Linked DNA regions of Homo sapiens: all the other regions are linked to region 1. A link is a loop called in an ENCODE intact Hi-C map of the cell type or tissue named here. Cell type or tissue: ascending aorta. All regions are shown on one strand. Each heading gives the region's core, and the rest is flanking DNA. Links, peaks and the distances in the headings are about the cores only.

Region 1 (7,456 bases), core at 818-5,817:
ATTAAGACTAAAGCAACTGTCCTATATAGGCGCCTGTCAGCCAGGTGTGTGGAACACACACGCGCGCGCACACACACACACACACACGTGCAGCAAGCCTCACTCTGTGCAAATCCCTCCTCTTGCCCAGGCATGGGAAACGTCCCCTGCTGTCTACTTTAGAAAACTCTTCCACCATGCACAGTATTTTTTCAATCTTCTTTTATTCATTTAGAAAGTTACAGGTAACAAATTGCACATCAAACAGTTTTTTTAAAGTATACAACAAAAGCCCAGAGAAGAATGTGACTAAGAATGGTTGTAAATAGAAAAACAAAACCAACCGCCTTCATTGGAATCTAGCTTCTAACCCACTGGAGTATGGAATTTTTAATGACAGGTCAAACTTGGACCACATCCCAGGAGTTTATGTTACTAAGAGGACTGGAAGAATGTCCCTCCAGTTCAATCTGGCTTCTTACCTGGTAAGACATGGCTCCTGGGTATAAAGGGAATTTCCCCCATGGGGCTGTAAATAAAGGATAGTGTTAATGGTAAACATTATACATTCCTCTAGCTCCTTTCAATTATATTATCTCCTTCTCCAAAGTAGATATTTATGTTGTAAAACCAAAGTCTTAAGATTTAATACTGGCCCACAATTATCTCTAGAGTCTTCTAGGTGCAAGCATTTTGCCATGAAAGCCACAGCAAATGCCTTCAGTAGGGAAAATGAGACATCTACATAAATAACTCCCAGAAGGTAGAGAGCAGAAAGGGCCCTGGAGAAAAAATGCTGCAGAAATCAGAGCAGGGGGAGGTTGGCTGTTTCAGGAAAAGCCTCACACCACCAGCAAAACACAGTTTGAAGGATGGTTAGACTTTAGAGTGGTGGATGTGGGGGAAGATGTGCCATCAGATGGTCTAGATGACAACACCATCAGACATTCTTCAGAAAAGTATTTATGAAGACATCGATGCATACAATAACCTAGAGATAGTCCACCTCTCTCCTCAATGACAACTGGGCACCTGTACAAGCACCTATGGGGTCACCTGCTTCCACCTCCCAAGTCAGGCTCTCAAAAATTCTCCCTAGTGGGGTCAAGCATTCTTGGCCTCAGTAGTGCCCATTCTGTGGCAGCGGCCCTGCCCTACCTCTACGGGGGGTATAAGAAACATGAAAACATACCAATCCTGCAGAGATCTAAAAGACCTACGGGCAAATTTTGCATAATGCAACTGAAATTATGACCTTCGTGCAAATAAAACTTTTCGAAGACGTGAATCCTACTTAACAGGTATTCAGGGAACTCACTATTTAAAATGACACTGATTAATCACTAAATGAGTCTTACACTGAATAATTGGTTAAGTCGGCTGAACTCAGTGTCTGATGGCTTAAATACAGAGCGAGGGGCGAAAGCTTCCACAAATTTACGCTGTGCACCTAACATTCGCCACGACAGAAGACTTCTTGCTCTAGTGTATTTATTACTGTAGCATTAAAGGACTTGAAGGCAAAGCTAGCTATTCTAGTTATCAGTTAGAGCGGGACCTGGTCCAATATTGTATTTTCTAGGACTTGATGTACACAAATCTCTCCAGGAACAATCTCTTGAGCACTTTCCTTGAAATACCGCTGCTAAGTACCGCCACAAAAAGAGCTTACGTTTTTCTTTGCACTGGCCACCTCCACACCGTATTCACAACACGAAGGGGCGACCTGAGGCAGGCGTCTGGAGTGAAGGCACTGGCAGGGTGTCCTTTAGCCCCTGCGAGGGCGGCCTGCATGCCCTGGAGGACCGCCCGCCTCGGGTCCCCCGGGAGCGCGAGGACACTTTTCCGCCAGGTACGCGGAGTCGGGCTGCTCCCTTAGGCGGGTCGACTGCCTTGGGAGAGAACCAGCCCATCCTTCCCTTTCTCCAGTCCTCAGGAACCGAGCTACAGAGTCGCTTCCTCACCTCTTGGCTCCTGGCGAGTCTCGCCGGCGTCCCCAAGCGCAGCGTCCCTCTGGGACCAGCCGTCCGCGCGCCTGTCGCTAGCGGCGTCGGGTGTCCCCGCTACTGTGTGTCAGCTGCAGAGCCGATGCCCAGGAACGCGCAGGAGCCAGGCAAGTGCCCGAGAGGCAGAGCCCGGGAGGCAGAGCCCGGGAGGTAGAGCCCGGGCGCGCCGCCGCTGCCCCTCCCGCCGCGCGAGCCCGCCGCCCGCCGCGTTGCCCACGTTGCCCAGCGTTACCGTGTGGACCCGCGCCGTTCACAGTCCGCTCCCGCCGAGATGTGCGCGCTGCCCGGACAGCGGCGGCTGCGCGGGCGGCAGCGGGGCCCCCGCCCTGGGCCGGGCTTTCCCAGAACTCGCCCGCCCCGGGTGAGAGGCCGCTAGCGCCACCGCGGGCGGCCGGGCGGGGGAGCGGCCTGTGCCGGGCCCGCCCCCGGCTCCTGCCGCGCGGGGAAGGCGGGCGCGGAGCGAGGACCCGGCCGCCTCCCCCGGAGCTGGCTGCTGGCGGCGCGACCCCTTCCCAGACCCCTGGCCCTGACCCCTAGGAGCCATCCTTTCTGGCGGGAGCCAGAGAGAGCGCTCCTGGGGCGCCCGGCTCCGGGAAGGGCGGGAACTCTGCACACCTCAGGCGGCGGGAATTTACTCTCACACTACCCCAGGGAACCACCCCTGGTTGACAGATATGGAAACTGAGGTTCACGGCAGATAAAGGACACGATCAAGGTCTCTGTAGTAGATGGCAGCACCAAGTCTCGAATCTGTTCTGTCACTCGTTCATTTAATACATATTCATTGAGCCCCATCAATGTGCCCAGCGTTGTGCCAGGCTCCGGAAATACTCCTTTTGCTGGTAATGGTGGCCATCCAGGACTGCGGACTCCAAATCCAGTACTCTTTCATTGCTCAAGCAAACCTGAAGATCTTCACAACTAGAAACTACAGGCTTTGCACAGAACTTCCTTAGCCGCTGGAGCGGCTTTTATGAGTCTTAGGAGAGCCAAGGACCTGGAAAAAAAAATCAAATCATCATCCTCCTCCCTTTCGCCTAAACCTGTGCCTCCTCCCTCTACCTGTTCTAATGGAAGACCGTTCCCTAGGCCTGACCTCTTCTCCTACATCCGATCAGGACCCATTCCTGTGGCCCATATCGCCTCCCACTGTCCTCTCCCTTGGACCAAATCAATCCTTCAAACCACCGCTGTATTATTCTTCCTTTTTTACAACTTTAATCTATGCAGAAAACTTCACTGGCTCCCTATTGCCCTCCAAACTAACTCTCCATGGCTGTGTAACCCAGCATGCCCTGGCTAATAAGGATCACCCAACAGAATGTCTCTCCCACTCTAGCTCTGTACCTGAACTTAAGCTGAGCCTTCTACCTGGAGCATCTCCTCCCACACACTTTCCTCCTGCTCATGTTTGACCCTTTCTTTCGGGTCCCTCTTAAAAGTGATCTCTCCTTCTTGGAGGCTCCAGAACACAGGAGAGGTTGGAGCAAGAAAGCACAGGAGGCCCAAAGAATCCTGCTGTTAAGAAAAATCTGCCAGTCTGGTCCTTAAACTGTCTTGCTGTTTTCTCACCACTAGGACTTTAATGAAAACTAACATGATTGCCTCCCTGGAGAGCTGATTTCAGAAAGGTCTCTGCAGAGGGCTCTAAAGAAATTCTTTGTTCCTTAAGATCTTGGCATTTTAGCACTAGGACAGTGAGAAGTGGTAATTTACTCAATCCCTGAGGCTATGTTATCCTGAACAAGTAAATAAAGGGCTGAGGAAAGAGGTAGCATCACTGACAATAAACAAGGTAGGCTATTTATTTAATATACAGTATTATATTATGGTTTTATAATTCATTTAATGATCAAATAATATCAAACTTCATCCATCACCTGGCACCCCCAAAGACTTTTTTTTTTTAATTTGGCACATGGGAATAGATAGCTACAAACTGGTAGATGCACAAGCAGTTAACATTGAATCCTCCAAATGAGTCATTGCATGATTAGTAAGCAAGGCAAATCTAGGTCCGTTGAGCAGGAAAGTTATCCAAGTGTGATAATCACTGTGGCCCCATCCCTAGAAAGGGGCGCCTTCCTCAAATCTTTGCAAAGAGAGCAGGTCCAGATCAGTGTCCTTTGCTCGCCCCATGGCTCCCTCTCTAAACGAGATTGGAGGGAAGTCGTGTCCCCGAGGCTGCCTCACCACATTGGAATGTCTGAGCTAACAGTACTTCCAGAGTGTTCATTGCTCCTCTGAACAGCACTGCCCAGACTTTCTGGAGATTTTAATTCACTCCCCAACCTCGCCAACAGTTGCACACAAGGTGCCTTTTTTACACCCTGCTCTCTGTTCAGTGAAACACACAGACCATCTCAGGGGAACAATGGCTCCATTCAAGACTTTTTCAGAAGTGCACCATATAACCTCCACTCTGTGGGCTGCTGCCAGCCATTATCTAGAGGAAGAAAGACTGTCAGATAAAGCGCCTGAGAATTGGGAAAGCACTGGATAATTTCCATGGAAAATTCAGCTTCAGTAAACTAAGTTATGCATCTCTTTATACAAGACCATTCTGCATAGACAACAACAACAGCCCCAAGAAACAATCCTGTGGAGACTTTATTTCAGTAAAGTGCATCTATGTTTGAAATTTCAGAAGAAAACACACATGTCTTTTGAGCTTATTACATTACATACTGGTCTCCAGTCAATGGAAATTGATTTAAATACATGATAAACATAGAGACTAGGGAATTTAAGTAGTAAAATTATTTTAAGAAACGGAACCATCTTCCCTCTTTCTTTCTGCCTCCCCTATCCTGTAATTTTCAGAAAGGAGGTGGGGGCAGTGGTCTCTGACTTCATGGTGGTGGTTGCCAACAAGAGGCCCCACACCCTCTACTGCACATATTACAGAAGAAGGATTGGCGCTTTGCCACACTCAACAAGCCAGCCATCAGTTAACCCGTTCATAAACAAACCATTAGTTTGGGAACTGAGTAGTCAGTGTGGGCACCATTGACTAATGCATTGATCTTTGTCAAACAGCTGCTGATCGTCAAACAGAGGAATTTGCCAACAGACATCTGGGTAGCACAAAGGCCAAGGAAGGACTGAAGGAACAAGGCAGCCCTCAGCTTTTGCAGTTGCCATTTTCTCCCTTTCAAAGTCACTGCATCAAACTGTACCGGGCTTACTAGCTGTCTGCAAATAGACTAGCAAGTTCAGATGGTGAGCAGAGAGCCAAAAACACACTTCCTAGAGTTGTCTTGTATGTGAGGTTAGATGTACTAAGGCAGTTTGAGGTTGATGAAAAACAACCAGCTTGTTAAAGCTGTAGGTATCTCTACCTGTGTGACATGGTTAGGAGTGAGGGTCCCCAGGGAACAGTAAGCAAAGCAGGGAAAGATGATCTTAAACATCCTCTCTCAGCGCAGCCGGTGTTAGGGGAACAGAATTTGGTGTGGGACCACTTGAGTTGGATGCTCAGATCCACCCCCAAGTTGTGAGCCCTCGGACAGGTTACTTATCTCACTGTGCCTCATTTTCCTCTAGATAAATTGTACCTACCTGATATGGTTTGGCTGTGTCCCCACCCAAATCTCAAATTGTAGTTCCCATAATTCCCCCGTTGTTGGAGGGACCCAGTGAGAGGTAATTGAATCGTGAGGATGGGCCTTTCCCATGCTGTTCTCATGACAGTGAATAAGTCTCACGAGATCTGATGGTTTTATAAAGGGGAGTTTTCCTGCACATGCTCTTTCTGTCTTGCCTGCTGCCATGTAAGCTGTGACTTTGTTCCTCCTTGCCTTCTGCCATGATTGTGAGGCCTCCCTAGCCAAGTGGAACTGTGATTCCATTAAATCTCTTTTTCTTTATAAATTACCCAGTCTTGGGTATGCTTTATGAGCAGCGTGAGAACAGACTAATACAGTACCCCTCAGCGTAATTGTGAGGATTAAATGAGCCAGTGTATATGAAAACACTTAGAACGTATAAAGGTTTATTACTTAAATAAATAAAACTCAGATTTTTATTTTCATTTAGACTTATGGTATTTAAAGGCCATAAACCCCTTTGAATATTCCAAAATCTTGTCAATCTTTTGACAGAACATTTTTTTCTTCTTGAAACATTCAGGAATCTCATTGTAATACCTGGTTCAGAGTTGTTGTCAGCAAAAGTTGGGACCAGCTCAAATTGTTTCAAGGAGCCATAATGAAAAATTATAAAAGCACAATTTTTTAAAAAAAGTTTTAGCAACACTGGAATTCCAAAGCATAGACATTAGAAACTTCTTGTTTTTCTTCTCGAGGTAGGGTCTTGCTCTGTCACCCAGGCTAGAGTGCAGTAGTGTGATCATAGCTCACTGTAACCTAGAACTCCTGGGCTCAAGTGATCCTCCCTCCTCAGCCTCCTGAGTAGCTAGGACCACAGGCAAGCACAACCATGCCCAGCTAATTTAAAAAAAAATTGTTTTGTAGAGATGATGTCTTGCTATGTTGCCCAGGCTGGTCTTGAACTCCGGCCTCAGGTGTGGAGACTTCTCTAGATGTAGTTTTTAAGGTTTTATGTTGTTCTTAGTGGCCAAAATGCACAGTTTAAAGAAACAGGAGAGAATACAGAATGTATTTTTCAAAAGTAGATGCAGCTATATTTCCAGTCCCACATCCTCTTCTAGAACCTTGCCACTGATATCAGGTGAAGTCTAATTCCCCTTCTCTTGAATATGGGCAGCCCCTTAACTAATAGAATGAGGTAGAAGTGATGCTTTGTGGCTAGAGTACCTATGTCATGGAAGTTGAGACAGCTTTTGTTTGCCTATCTTGCTCCAGAACTCTCACCCAAGAACCCAGATGCCATGTTGTAAGGAAGCCCAGACCACTTGGAGAGGCATGTATGATCCCAGCTGACAGCCAGCATCAACCTTGAACATGTGGGTGAATGTGCCTCCAAGGGATTCCAGTCACTAACCTTCAAGCCATTCCAGCAATAGTAAGTAGAGCAGATCAAAGCTATCCCTGCCATGCCCTGCCCAAATTGCTGGTTTTTGAGCCAAATAAATGGTCAGTCTTTTAGGCCATAAGTCTTGGGATAGTTCCTTACATAACTTTCATAACTGGAACAATAGGAACGAATGTTGGGAGGTAGGTAGAGTTAGTTGAAGCTCGTGAAAGTTTTCTTCTGCTTGCCTGTATTTTCACAGTGGAATGGTAAACAAAGTCAGCTGGACGTGGTGGCTCACGCCTGTAATCCCAGCACTTTGGGAGGCCGAGGTGGGCAGATCACGAGGTCAGGAGATCCAGACCATCCTGGCTAACACAGTGAAAACCCGTCTCTACTAAAAATATAAAAAATTAGCTGTGCGTGGTGGCGGGCGCCTGTAGTCTCAGCTACTCAGGAGGCTGAAGCAGGAGAATGGCATGAACCTGGGAGGCGGAGCTTGCAGTGAGCCGAGATCGTGCCACTGCACTCCAGCC
Region 2 (7,456 bases), core at 1,463-6,462, 410 kb before region 1:
GAGAAATTAACTTTAGGGCACCTGTTTTCTGACTTCAAATCCAGTGCTCTGACACATATGAATAATGTGGCCATATGAATGTCATCTAGCTATATTAAGTTCTATTAGTCTATAAGTAAAAAAAATTTACAAATTAAATCAAAATTCCTGCCTACTTAAAACACATGGGAAATGAAAGAAAAAATAAAATTCCTGCCTACTGTTAATAATATGAAAGCCTCCTATAAATAACATTGTTGGCTGGGGCAGTGGTTCACACCTGTAATCCCAGCACTTTGAGAGGCTGAGGCGGGTGGATCACCTGAGGTCAGGAGTTCAAGACCAGCCTGGCCAACATGGTGAAACCTGGTCTCTACCAAAAATACAAAAATTAGCCAGGCGTGGTGGCGGGTGCCTGTAATCCCAGCTACTTGGGAGGCTGAGGCAGGAGAATCACTTGAACCCAGGGGGGCAGAGGTTGCAGTGAGCCAAGATGGCACCACTTCACTCCAGCCTGGGCAAAAGAGGGAAACTCCATCTCAAAAAAAAAAAAAAATGTTCAGAAATTGCAATGTATATATATGCATCTGTCTTCAAACTTAATCCCCATTAGCCTGCACCCCACCTGCAGGTAAGGGACAGTTTTCTAAATCATCTCTATTCACAATGCATGGCAGAGAGCAAGAACTCAAGAGTATACTAGTTGAATTTGTTATCTCCAAAGCCCCTCCCAGATCTAAAATTGCCTGACATCTGACCTCAAAACATGACCAAGATAGATATGACCAACAAACACCCAAAGGCCACACAGTGTCACAAATTTATAAACCTAACTCACCTTGAGATCTTTTAGAATACTGCCAGTACAAGCTTTAAATATATTTTTGCAACTATATTACAAATACAGATGTCATTACTACATATATTGTCCTGAGTAACAAAAAATTAGGATTTTCCACTTTTGATTTAAGAAACTTTATATTTGTAAATTTATACAAGCAAAAAAATAAGGATAAACTAGAAAGAGGAATAAGAAATATCAATTATAATCAGAAAATTGTGCCTTTATGTCTACAATATGTACGCTAATTGTATAACCTGCTAAAACTTGAGCTAAGAATTTGCTTCTTTCACTTCTGGTTATAGTCAAGATCCCCGAAAAGGTAGAAAAACAAAGTAGGGAGAACTCTGTAAAGGAAAGTTTTACAAGTTGGGAATATTTTCCTATTTGCCTGGGGACTTAAGAAAAAAGAAGAAGAAGAAGAAGAAAAAGGCGTGTCAAAATCTAACTCAAGGAAAACTGCCTTTTTTTTTTTTTTTTTGAGAGAAGTCTAGCTCTTATTCCCCAGGTTTCAGTGCAATGGCTCGATCTCAGCTCACAGCAACCTCCGCCTTCTGGGTTCAAACGATTCTCTTGCCTCTGCCTCCCAAGTAGCTGGGATTAAGTCGCCTGCCAACATGCCCGGCTAATTTTTGTATATTTTAGTAGAGACGGGGTTTCACCATGTTGGCCAGGCTGGTCTCGAACTCTGACCTCAGGTGATCCACCCACCTCGGCCTCCCAAAGTGCTGGGATTACAGGACTGCTCTTACAGTAAGGTGTATTAAGTATTTTCTGACTACTCTTATTTATCCCTATTAAATCAACAAACCTCCATCCTGAAATCTGCGAAGTCCAGCACCATAATTTAATTTCTTTCTTTTCTTTTTTTTTTTTTTTGAAAGACGGAGTTTCGCTCTTGTCCCCCAGGCTGGAGTGCAATGGCACGATCTAGGTTCACTGCAACCTCTACCTCCCAGGTTCAAGTGATTCTCCTGCCTCAGCATCCCGAGTAGCTGGGATTACAAGCACCTGCCACCACGCCTGGCTAATTTTTGTATTTTTAGTAGAAACCGGGTTTCACCACATTGGCCAGGCTGGTCTCGAACCCCTGACCTCAAATAGTCCGCCCGCCTCAGCCTCCCAAAGTGCTGGAATTACAGGCGTGAGCCACCGCGCCCGGCCCATAATTTAATTTCAAGAATATCCTGTCAAATCACAAATACAATACCATTTTTTAAAAAAACTAAAGTTATTGGGGAAAAAAAGGAGAGGCTTATCTGGGAGATTAGAAAAAAGGCTTTCCTTAGTAAAAGCCCTACTTTGGCTTAAAAAGTTGGGATAAAATTCTAAACACCAAACTGCATTTTAATAAAGACCACTGAAACAAACGATTAAACACTATGAAGCACAACCACTTCTAATTTCAAGAATTCCCAAACCACTTGAATGGATTTAGACGCTATGCAAGCACAGCAAATAAACAGCTCTACAAAATGACTTCCTTCTCTCTTTCACAACCACACCCGTACACACATACCGCCTCCCCTCACCACCCCCCCAACAACCTAAATGTTTGTAGTAAAATTTTTAAAAATTGGAGACGGAGATGGTTATCTGCTTTTCCAGAAAAGGCAACTGCATATGTGGCACTAGACAGCTGGCCCAACCTGACTGCTCAGAAGCCAGGTATGAATGGCAGGTACAGCCTCCCGCGGACAAGGCAACAGAAAGACTCGCTGTCCACAGAGCTCACAACTTCTCCTATAGAAACACAAAGCCGACCCAGTTCCTCTTCCTCCAGTGACAAATCAAAGCTAAGTCCTGACGCGTGTGGGGCTGGCACGGAAGCGGCCGACCAAGCTCTCCGCTCCGGCTCCGGCTCCGGCTCCGACTCCCACCAAGACCCCGGCTCCGGCCCCGGCCCCGGACCCGCCCCGAGTCCCATGCAGCCTGCGCTGTACCTGGTGAAGAAGTCCGCGAAGCCGCCACTCCGTCGAGCCCGGGCCGAAGCCCCCGCAGGACCCTGCTCCGCGGCGGGCAAGGGCACCGGCGGCCCCGCCGGGGGCAGGTGATCGCGGGCGCTCTGACCGCGGCTCACCTGGAACGTGTTGCGAGAGTTGAAGTGAATGTCAGAAAAGCCCAGGCGCGGCTCCGCACCCCCATTAGTCCTCTCGGCCGAGGTGGCAGGGGGCGCGCCCTCCTCGGGACCCCCGGCGCCGACTCCCCGCTGCTCTGAGTCCTCGCTACTGCTGCAGCTGCTGGCGGGGCTGTCCCCCGAGTCGCTGCCCGCGCCCTCGGGCTCCTGGGCGTCCGCGGCCACCAGGCAGCAGCTCCGCAGCGGGTCCTCAAGCGGAGAGGCCCAATCGGACGGGCTTCCCGCGCCGTCCGCGTCCTCGTCGCCAGGCCCCTCCAGGCGAAGGCGGCCGTAGGGGCGGCGGCGGCGCGACTCCCGGCCGCCGGCGCGCGCCAGCCCGCGAGCCTCTTCCAGATCGCGACAGTCCCGGCCCGGCAGAAAACCCGAGTCGCCGTTGGTCATGCCTTCGTGCCGCGGCGCGCGGCCATCAGCCACCTCCGCGCCGCGGTGTTTGGAGCCCGAGCCCAGCAGGCAGGCGTCCGATCGTGGGGCTGCCGAGGGCGGCGGGGCGCCGGCCTGGCCAGCGGGGAGCGGACAGTAGCAGAGCCCCGGCTCCAGCTGCTCCCCGGCCGCCGCGAGGTAACGCTGAAGGAGCTGCCGAGGCGGCGTCTCCTCCTCCTCGTCAGCCTCCTCCTCCTCGTCAGCCTCCTCCGGCGGCTCCACAGCGCCGACGCCTCCGCCAAAGCCGCCCGTGGCCCGGATTACCTTCCTGTCCTGGCCCACGGGGTCCGGCGCAGGCACCGGGAGCAACTTGGGGTTTCTTCCCGAGCAGGCTCCGGCATCCTCCGGACCCACCATCTGGGGGTGGGTGGCGGCCGCCCCAGGAGGCAAAGAAGGACTACAGGCGCAGGCTTGGCCAGAGAACAGCTCTGGGTGCTGGGGCCGCGGCGACAGCCGCCGCAACGTTCCCAGACCCACCCCTCCCACCCGCTGGGTCGGACAGTTGCTTGAGGGCGGGCACGCGCCAGGACTCGCGCACGCGCAAAAGTCGGACCGGTCAAGCCCCGACCTGGAGATTCCCCGAACCATAGAGACGGTAGCTAGAGAGACGCAGGCTGCCAATCTAGGATCCGCCATCTGGATGGTGGAAGCTGGTTGGCCCGCTCTAAGCGTGACAGTTCTTACCGAAGCGCGGGTATTGCTCGCTTAGCAAAAATTCACTTGATGTATTTCATTTATGGTAGTAAAATACTCCCATATTTGGGAGGTGTTAGCGTGGGTAAGTCCTTCCAGCTCTAATTGGTCACCAGTCGACTTTACGATTTTTACATCCTTCTCCGGCATCATTGCCACAGTTCAGGGCTTCATCACTTCATCCAGGAGGGTCAACACCCTCCCTTCTTCACTTCATCTAACACAAAAGAAAGATATCCTAAGTTATCTTGCTCACCTAGCACCATGTTTCATCACAGTCCTCTGTTTAAAAGATTATCACCGGCCGGGCGCGGTGGCTCACGCCTGTAATCCCAGCACTTTGGGAGGCCGAGGCGGGTGGATCACAAGGTCAGGAGATGGAGACCATCCTGGCTAACACGGTGAAACCCTGTCTCTACTAAAAATACAAAAAAATTAGCTGGGCATGGTGGCGGGCGCTTGTAGTCCCAGCTACTCGGGAGGCTGAGGCAGGAGAATGGCGTGAACCCGGGAGGCGGAGCTTGCAGTGAACCGAGATCGCGCCACTGCACTCCAGCCTGGGCGACAGAGCGAGACTCCGTCTCAAACAAGAAAAAAAGATTATCACCTAAGGAGGGAGAGGAAGTGGTCAGGCAGAGAGGAGCTATTGAAATAATTCCAGCACTCTGCGATAGTGGATTAAAATGGGATGATTGACCATTGAGTGGAAATGAAGTATATTTAAAGTAAAAGACGAAAGACTTGATAACTGATCAGAAGTGACAGAAGAGAGAGTAACCAATGATTACTACAAAGATATGAGACTGAAACTGATATGGTTTGAAGAAATAGAAAAGTGGATAGGAAAAAAACGATTAATAGGGGAAATACATCTGGTAAAGTAAACGACTGAAAATATCCAGCATATAGAGTTCTAAAACTTGAGTTGGCTGGGCGCAGTGGCTCACGCCTATAATCCCAACACGTTGGGAGGCCGAGGCAGGTGGATCACCTGAGGTCAGGAGTTCGAGACCAGCCTGGCCAACATGGTGAAACCCAGTCCCTACTAAAAATACGAAAAATTAGCTGGGCATGGTGGTGGGCACCTGTAATCCCAGCTACTTGGGAGGCTGAGGCAGGAGAATCGCTTGAACCCGAGAGGCTGAAGTTGCAATGAGCCCAGATCGTACCACTGCACTCCAGCCTGGGCAACAAGAGGGAAACTGTTTCAAATAAATAAATAATAAAACTTGGGTTAGGGTTTAGGTTCAGAGACACAGATTAGGCGTCATCTGTATAATGCAAGTAGGTGGATGAATCATGAGTAACATTACCTAGGAAGAAAGAATAATGATAAGGGTCGGGCACAGACCCAAATGTTTCATTATTTCAGGACAAAAAAGTTGTATTGCAAGAAATTGAAGAGGCATCAGTTGTGGATAAAACGAAGCAGAAAATATAGACCACTCATTCTATAAAAGTATATAGAATATAGACCACTCATTCATTCTAAAAGTATGTTAGTGAATGCAAGAACAGAAAATAGAAGTCGTAGAGGAGACATTATTGTCAAGCATTTAAAATTTATTTCATATAAAAATACCTATACATACAGATATAAGAGGGAATATAACCTTTATATAATAAAATGTCAATAAAATGGGCATGCATGTACCTAACACTCAATTTAAAAAAACATCAAGAGGCCAGGCGTGGTGGCTCACATCTGTAATCCCAGCACTTTGGGAGCCAGAGGCAGGCAGATCACTTGAGGTCAGGAGTTCAAGACCAGCCTGGCCAATATAGTGAAATCCCATCTCTACTAAAAATAAAAGCATAAAATAAAATAAAATTAGCCGGGCGTGGTGGTGGGCGCCTGTAATCCCAGCTACTCAGGAGGCTGAGGCAGGAGAATCGCTTGAACCCAGGAGGCGAAGTTTGCAGTGAGCCAGGATCGCACCACTGCACTCCAGCCTGGGCGACAGAGGGAGACTCTGTCTCAACAAAATAAAAACATCAAGTGTCTTCGAAAATAAGCGTTATTGAAGGCCCTAGGAAAGGACTAAGTGGCAAAGGCATAGTCAGCAATGCATTTATTATCAAGGTATTTCAGAAGGAAAAAATGACTTTCAGGACACGAGTGGAAAAAATATAAAAAGAGAGAAAATATTTGCAAATTGTATATCTGGTAAGAGTGCAGTATCCAGAATAAATAAAGAACTTGTATAAATCAACAACTGAAAAACAACCCAACTAAAAAAATGGGCAAGGGACTTGAATATACATTTCTCCTAAGAAACATATGTTAATGGAATATTAATAAGCATATGAAGTGATGCTCAACATCATTAGTCATTAAGGAAATGCAAATCAAAACTACAATGAGATAGCACTTCACACTCACCAGGATGTCTATAATCAAAAAAATAGAAAACAAATGTTGAAAAGAATGTGGAAAAACTAGAACCTTCATACATTTCTGGTAGAAATGTAAAATGGTGCAGCTTCCATGAAAAACAGTTTGGTAGTTCCTCAATAAGTTAAACATGGAATTACTTATAAGCCAGCAATTTTACTCCTAGGTGTATACCCAAAAGAATTGAAAACAGGTGTTCAAACAAAAATGTTTTACGTGGGTTGGGCACAGTGGCTCATGCCTGTAATCCCAGCACTTTGGAAGGCCGAGGCAGGTGGATCACCTGAGATCAGGAGTTCAACACCATCGTGGCCAACATGGTGAAACCCGATCTCTACTAAAAAAATACAAAGGCCGGGCGTAGTGTCTCACGCCTGTAATCCCAGCACTTTGGGAGGCCGAGGAGGGTGGATCACGAGGTCAGGAGATCGAGACCATCCTGGCTAACACGGTGAAACCCCATCTCTACTAAAAATACAAAAAATTAGCCGGGTGTCGTGGCGGGCACCTGTAGTCCCAGCTACTCAGGAGGCTGAGGCAGGAGAATGGCGTGAACTGGGGAGGCAGAGCTTGCAGTGAGCCGAGATCGCACTACTGCACTCCAGCCTGGGTGACAGAGCAAGACTCCGTCTCGAGGAAAAAAAAAAAATAGCCTGGCTCAGTGGTGCCCGTGCCTTTAATCCCAGCTACTTGGGAGGCTGAGGCAGGGAGAATCGCTTGAACCTGGGAGGTGGAGCTTGCAGTGAGCTGAGATCACACCACTGCACGCCAGCCTGGGCGACAGAGCAAGACTGCGTCTCAAAAAAAAAAAAAATGTTTTACATGAATGTTCACAGCAGCATTACCAATAATAACCAAAAGGTGGAAACAACCCAAATGTCCATCATCAGGGGAACTGATAAACAAAATATGGTATATCCATGCAACCAAATATTACTCAGACGTGAAAAAGAAAAGAAATACTGATTCATGCTACAAGGTGGATGAATGT
Region 3 (7,456 bases), core at 1,463-6,462, 230 kb before region 1:
AACATCATTTTTGATGGCTATATAATATTCCATTACCTGGATATAGCATATTATTTCCTTTAACTATTTTCCTATTGTTGTTCATTTGGGTTATTTTAAACTGACACCATGACTGAGTAAATACTCTTGATTGTAAATATTTGTACTTCTTACTAGTGGCTTAAGAGAGCTAAGAATTTAGTTAGAGGAAGCAAAATGTACAATGTCCATAAAAAAACCAAAGTCACTTAATAAGTATGCTTTCTCTTCCCATTTAATTGCTTAAAAAATAAAAAAAATCTCTATTATGTTGGTAATAGTTAATTGCTTGGAACCTAAACACTTTCAAACCTAAAAGTGCACATATAAGCTCTGCCTCCATAATCATTGCATCATAAGAGTATCTGGCCACTTATCTCCTGTGTACAGAATAGCTGTCAACAAAAGACCTATTATACGTGGTACTTTCGCCTATCTATCTGTAAAGATCAGTTTAGTTTTAAGCCAAATATAGGAGCATGAAACTAGGCAGCAGTGGGTCTGGGGTGTGAGACAAAATGCACTGGGATCAATGTTGAGGTCTGTCCTGGTTTGAGATTATTCCTCATTTAGGGAAATCACCAGGTTCTATGGTCTTCTTGGATTTTGGATTTAAACTCAGTTGAATCTTAAAGTCCCATTCACTCTAGGCCTCCATAGGTCACTCTGAGGCCGTTCCTGTAATAAGAGAATCTAGAACATGGTATGTGGCAGCCAGCCTCCAAGACGGCCTCCCATGGTCCACATCTCCTGATTTTGTGGCTTTGTGCAGTCCCCACCCACAAGGAATCCATGCTGTCCTATGTGATCAGTACAATATGGCAAGAGTGACTATGTATGATTCCCAAGGCTATCATATAAAAGGCATTGCAGCCTCTGCCTCCCTCTCTTGGATCACCCACTTCAGAAGGAGCCAGTCACCGTGCTGTGATGGCAGTCATGTTGTGGGGTCAGGAAGCAAGGTCCCTGGCCAACAGCCAGCACCAACTTGCCAGACACAGAATGATAAGCATCATTAAAATAAAATGACTTTATCAAAATATGATAATTCTTTTCTTAAAAGAAATGTAATACATATTTTCTTTTTTCTGTTTTTTTTTGTTTGTTTGTTTTGTTTTTTGATACAGAGTTTCCCTCTTATTGCCCAGGCTGGAGCGCAATGGCATGATCTCGGCTCACTGCAACCTCCACCTCCTGGTTCAAGCGATTCTCCTGCCTCAGCCTCCTGAGTAGCTGGGATTACAGGCGCCTGCCACCATGCCCAGCTAATTTTTGTATTTTTAGTAGAGATGGGGTTTTACCATGTTGGCCAGGCTGGTCTCAAACTCCTGACCTCAGGTGATCTACCCACCTTGGCCTCCCAAAGTGCTGGGATTACAGGCATGAGCCACCGTGCCCGGCCTACACGTTTTCTTTATAGAAAATTGATCACAAAGAGAATCTAAATCATCTGGATATAACCTCCTGTTCTCCAAGGCTTTGTTTTTTTTTCTCCCCACTTTTTCCTTCTTTTGAGCCATGCCTGATGCATTTGTATGACTATTTTAAATGTCAAGGACATGATCATTTGGGTTTATTCTAAGTTAAGAAAGTTGAAAACGACAAAAAAAAAATTAGAACTCTGGGAGTTTTCATCTCCTCCCCTAACCCAGAATCCCTACCTAGGGACCTGGAGAATCAAAGAAAAATCTCAGTAATGTTATGAACTAACATTCCTTTATAGTGAGAACCCTCATGAGGATGGTGAATCTCAGGAAGCAATAACAATATCAATAGCTTCTCTTTATGAGGCCTTACTATACGCCACGCACATGTGTCAAATACTATATTATTTCACTGAATTCTACCTAAAGATGTAGGTGCTTTTTAGTATTATCCCCATTTTGCAGACAAAGTAACTGAGGCTCAATGAAGTCAAGTAGCTTGCCTGGATCACACAGGTATTCCTTGGGGGAATCAGGATTTGATTCCTGGATAAGGATTTGATTCCTAATTTGATTCTAACTTAAGAACTCATGCTCTTCTTCCTCACATACCATGCTGCCTCCCACAGGAGTAAGAACAGTTACTTTATGCCAGGTAGCTGAGGCTAAAAGGGGATAAAGCAGGCAACCTGATGAACAGAATGGTGATTTTGTTATTAGCTTGATGGAAAAAGCATAAGAACAGGATATCATAGTGGTCAAGCTCATGGGCTCCGAAACCAAGGTTGCCTGTATTCCCAGCAATGCCAGGTGACCTTGGGTGAATGACTTAATTTCTCTTAGCCTTAGCTTCCTCTTTTGTATAATGTGGGAATAAGAATAGTATCTACCTGATAAACCTGTTTTGAGAATTAAAACATACAATATAGGGAATGTGCATAGCTCATACTTGACATATAGTGTTTGTTAATAATGAGAGCTTACATTATTGGAGGCCTATTGTCAATGCTAGCCACTGTTATTACTAAGGGCAGTTGGTGGTCTATAGCATATAGCCCTGGAACACTACATAAGGCAGGCCTGAAAAGAGACAGATAACAGTGGGGTTTACAGGACAGGAAGGGGAATAGTCAGTGGTGGGGTTGATCGGGTTATGCAACCAAGTAATTTCACTTGGCTTGGCAAAGAACACAGGATCACAGCAGACCCAGTGAAGTAGGATTGTGACTGGCCCACAGGGGCTGAATTCTGCAGCATCTTTGAGGGACAGGGCCTTTGGTGCTGAAAGAAGATAATACATTTCCCAAGTTAATCATTTCCAGTTACCTGGCTTGGGTAAAGGTGAGTCCCTGGACAATTAATTCAGTGCCATTCAGGTGATGAGAAGCGATTGTGCCAAGATAACCATATTCCCCACTGACTATACCTGAGGCCAGCCAAGAACTCCATGACAGCGTTGTAGTTGCCCATGTTCCAGCAGCATTTGGCCACATGCACCAAATATGAAAAGACTTCTCGCTTCTCCTCCATGGAGCCTGCCGTGAGGATCAGCCATGTCACCCAGGAGCTCACCTGGAAAACACACAGAGACATTCACGGGAATTATGTCCTAGAAGCTTGGCAATTTTTTTTTCCAAAAGCATTCTTTGTTTTTCTAAAAATATCAATTTGGTATTAGGAAATGAAAGACCTGTAGGTCCTGGCTGGGCGTGGTGGTTCACGCCTGTAATCCCAGCACTTTGGGAGGCTGAGGTGGGCGAATCACCTGAGGTCAGGAGTTTGAGACCAGCCTGGCCAGCGTGGTGAAAGCCCGTTTCTACTAAAAATACAAAAATTAGCTGGGCATGGTGGCAGGCGCCTATAATTCCAACTACTTGGGAAGCTGAGGCAGGAGAATCGCTTGAACCCTGCCTCAGCTTCAAGGTTGAAGGTTGCAGCGAGCAGCGAGAGGCAGAGGTTGCAGCGAGCCGAGATTGTACCACTGCACTGCAGCCTGGGTGACAGAGCAAGGCTCTGTCTCAAAAAAAAAAAAAAAAAAAAAAAAAAGACCTATAGGTCCTTAATCTCTTATAACTCTCTCTTTATTTTCTTTAAAACAAGAAGGCTGAAAAAGGCAATTCATAAAATCCTTTGATTGAAAAAATTTCTTTTGACTATAAGAAAATAAGGCCTAAGGATAATTTTGATTGAAAGATATTTGACTGATGGACATTAAAATGAAATGTACTTAACCCATCAGTTAAAGACATTTACTAAGTATTAAAATACATAATATCAAAGGAAAAATAAAAACATTTTTAAACAATCTTTTACAAATGCTTTATCTATTATGCCCCTCAAATGACAAAATATTATGAACAAATATTTATAGAGCACTTATTATGTGCCAGGAGCCATTCTAAGCACTTTACCTATATTACCTCATTTATCTCTCACAACAATTCTAAGAGTCAGGGACTGTTACTGTCCTCAGGGATGTGTGTAAGGTCTTCAACCACGTTGAAGGTAGCAAAGCCTAGGTTTGAACTTAGGGTGTCTTCTCCAGAGGTTGCATTATCAACCACTCACAAAATGCCTGATGTGTTTACACAAACTCTAATGTTCTTCAGTTCTGGGCTTAAAGTTATTCTAATGTGATTCGTTTTTCCTGCTACACAGACTGGAGGACAATATTTAAAAATAATCCATGTCTACACCCTCCCCTTATGATATGCAGCCTCTAAATCATCTGCTTCTGCTCTATGATTATTTTGCTGCCACCTTTACTTTGGTGCTTAGATGCTGGTGTCCACCTAAGTTACCTTCTCTATCCTGACTAGCATCTGGGTTGATAAGCTTGGTTGTCAACAGACCAAAGTCTTGGTCTTGACCTCACATGGCCCTACAAGCTCCGCTTGGTTCAGCATCAGTGCTGAAGCCTGGACAGCAACACTTTTCTCTGGACTAAGTTAGAGAGGCCGGAACACAGAGTTTATGGTGACCCATGACAACTGCAGGAAATAAGAGCTCAAGGTCAATGGCATACTGCCTGTAAGTGGATAAAATGATAAGAATTAATGGCATTGAGTGCTGGCAGCAACCACAGAGGGCAGTGCAACCCCATTTTTCCAGATCGAGAATCTATGGCTCATGGGAGAAGTGACTTTTCAAGGTCACAATTCTTGTTGATGTCAAAAGTAGGACTCCCAGCCCAGTGCTCTTTCATCTGGTGAAAGTTGACAGTTTCTTTCTTTCTTTCTTCCTTTTTTAGACAGAATCTTGCTTCGTTGCCCAGGCTGGAGTGCAATGGTATGATCTTGGCTCACTGCAACCTCGAGTAACTGGGATTACAAGGCCTGCCACCTCGCCCGGCTAATTTTTGTATTTTTAGTAGAGATGGGTTTCACCATGTTGGCCAGGCTGGTCTTGAACTCCTGACCTCAAGTGATCCACCCACCTCGGCCTCCCAAAGTGCTGGGATTACGGGCGTGAGCCACCGCACCCAGCCGAAAGGTGAGTTTTTTCAGACTTGGCTCTGGGTAGGTCCTCCTAAGCACTCAGTTTTGAGCTGCATATGTGAAGGCAGAGCAGGAATAAAAGGAGAAAATACTGAGAAGAGTCCAAAATATGACTAAAGAGATGAAAAAAACAAAATGAATGGTTGCTCACACCTCTTTCCTATCCCTACATAGAAACAAACAGGAAAATCAGAGCAACAGGGAGTTTTAGTGATAAAACAGGTCTATTCTCTGGTATGAGCCAGAGGCACTGGAGTAATTAATAATCTTCCTCTTCCCTTCTGAAACAGACTGAAGCAAAACGTGCTGGGCTACCTGCCACCCTCAAGCTCAGTCCTGAGCCTAGTGGGCTCCCAGCATGTGCCTCTGCCCTCCATCTGTACTGGACTTCACTGGGCCCTCAGGTGGCATCAGGAGAACAGGTCTGGAATCAGACCCTTGGGACAAACCCTGGTCCACATCATCCCAGGAACTGTCTGGGATTCCTAGTGCTGACCCGTCTCCTGCAGCTATGAGTAACCCCTTGCTCACAGTCTCCATGCCTGTCCTCTCACTTGATTCCTTGGTTAAAAGTCACCTTTGTGAAACCCTGGCTCACTAGAGCAAGAAATTATTTTGCTAACAGAGACTGAGTCATTGGTGCATCCATCTAATTCTTCCTTTAGTCTGACTGGCTTTTGATGAGCCCTATCCTAAAATGGGAAACCATCAGCAAACACTTAGCATCATAACCCTACTGACTCTTTGAGTTGGAAATTCAAACACTTCTCACAAATAAAAATGAGATCCTGAAAAGTAAAAAAACAGTTTCTCAAAGCCACCCAACTCATTAGTTGTTGAGGCCTCTGGCTATATTGTCTCTATGGCTTTAGCTCCTTTCTAGTTGAAATTGATGGCAAATCAGGGTCTCTGGAAAGTTGTCATTCTTTCAGGCTGTTCTGATACCATGCATTGACTTACTAGTCCAGTGGCTGGAAAGGGTTAACTCACCTCCCCCTGGAGAGGTCTGCTTCACAGGGCAGGTGGAGACCACCACTTGGTTTGTGTCACAATCCTGATCACTCATCCAGATTTATTTCCTATCAGTCAAATCATTTTCCATATACTTTCCCACAATGCTAGGAAAAAAACAGCGATACCATATTTCACATGGAAACCTAATTTAAACCAACTGTTCCATTGCCGAGTGTGAGTCCCCAGGGCCCTGGTTGTTGAGATTATGTAAGCACTGTTATCATAAACACACACACAGACACACCACACACACACACACACACGCACACACACCCCAACATCTGTTTACAAGCCTCACGGACAATTCTTATTATGGTCTGATGTATTCATAATTTTATAAGCATTAAATGGTGAGAGGGCCACCGCTAGTTATAAAATAATAAATGACACAAAAAGGAAATGAAGATTCAGTGACAAATGTCAAAATGTTGACCAAAGCATAAAAGGTGGTCACATTTACTAAGTGGAAAATGGGATGTGTTGCCAATCCAGAAAGAATTTCTGTGCAATCACACAGAAAAACAAAAAAATCATATAAATATAAAGTACTATGGTTTAGGCATAGGGAGTGCTACTAGAGCAGAAAGGTGTTAATGGTAGCAGATTATTTTGCTTATTTCAATAGTAAGCACAGAATGAGGAGAGAATCTGGCCCCCAGCCCAATTCTTTAAGCACCTCTCCCAGAAGGTTCTGGGCTTACCCTGACATCATAACCCCCTGGACCATGCCCACAACTCCTCCACAACTGCCCCTCCCAAAATATCTTTTTTTCCTTCCTTTTGCTTTTCTCAGTACTCTTGGGCTTAGCCAAATAGAACAGTTTACTCCCTCTCCTCACATCAAATACCTTATTGGTGTCACACATGCTCATTTTGGAAGGAATTTTCTTGCATCATTCAAAATGACCTTTCCCTGGTCCACCATGTCTTGCTTGTGTCCTCTGCAAAGCCAAATCTTTACTTTGGCCCACCAGGCCCCTGTCCATTCTCCAATCACCTCACCTCTCCCCTATATCCCTCCTTTTAGGGAGGTAAAGTAGGCTTTTTAACATCTCAGGAATCTTGAACTGGTTGTTCCTTCTGCAGGAAGGCTTCCCCATCACCCCAGATTCAATTTTTTTTTTTTTTTTTTTGTAGAGATGGAGTATCACTATGTTGCCCAGGCTGATCTTGAACTTCTGGCCTCAAGTGATCCTCCCGCTTCCGCTTCCATAGCATTGGCATTACAGTTGATCCACCACACACGGCCTGGCATTTTATTCATTGAACCCTACTCATCCTTTAGGCAGCACTGCCCTGAGACCATGCCATCAGGATCCTGCCCTGGACCCCAGGTTTCAGAAGGCTCCACACTGGCTGTCGTCCAGCTGTGCCCTCTCCATAGAGTAAGAAGTCTATGGGGTGGAGGGGACGTGCCTGTCCATAGGCTGCACACTCACTTCTAGATAATTTATCCCTTGTAAACCCACGCTTCCCAAATTCCCTGTCCAAACAGCACCAAGC

The links. Peaks named below come from ENCODE experiments on the same cell type or tissue, not always from the same donor. Only the 100,000 strongest peaks of a DNase experiment are listed, where the experiment ranks them.
Region 2: a loop joins it to region 1, with 3 times the contacts of the local background. A loop is called at or near these places in 2 of 110 quality-filtered maps.
Region 3: a loop joins it to region 1, with 3 times the contacts of the local background. A loop is called at or near these places in 6 of 110 quality-filtered maps.

What each region holds. Positions count from the first base shown.
Region 1 is chr10:93,988,746-93,996,201 of GRCh38, reverse strand. PLCE1 (phospholipase C epsilon 1) reads right to left here and starts at 2,271. Exons shown (of 33, transcript NM_016341.4): 1 at 1,944-2,271. It overlaps LOC105378438 (a long non-coding RNA gene), which reads right to left. Exons shown (of 4, transcript XR_946215.2): 4 at 2,483-2,982. RefSeq lists a silencer at 2,168-2,457. In ascending aorta, for the core only: a CTCF peak has its summit at 3,577; DNase peaks (open chromatin) are centred at 2,181 and 4,171; H3K4me3 peaks cover 2,408 bases; H3K27ac peaks cover 3,012 bases.
Region 2 is chr10:94,398,892-94,406,347 of GRCh38, reverse strand. It overlaps TBC1D12 (TBC1 domain family member 12), which reads right to left and starts at 3,807. Exons shown (of 13, transcript NM_015188.2): 1 at 2,764-3,807. The coding sequence starts at 3,734. RefSeq lists enhancers at 2,300-2,599, 3,900-4,059 and silencers at 2,680-3,009, 3,080-3,569. In ascending aorta, for the core only: no CTCF peak of the experiment used is centred there; DNase peaks (open chromatin) are centred at 2,627 and 3,917; H3K4me3 peaks cover 3,113 bases; H3K27ac peaks cover 2,657 bases.
Region 3 is chr10:94,222,864-94,230,319 of GRCh38, reverse strand. It overlaps PLCE1 (phospholipase C epsilon 1), which reads right to left. Exons shown (of 33, transcript NM_016341.4): 5 at 2,869-3,014. Among named protein-coding and RNA genes, the nearest start is that of PLCE1-AS1, 60 kb to the left of the region's middle. In ascending aorta, for the core only: a CTCF peak has its summit at 4,522; a DNase peak (open chromatin) is centred at 5,423; H3K27ac peaks cover 1,164 bases.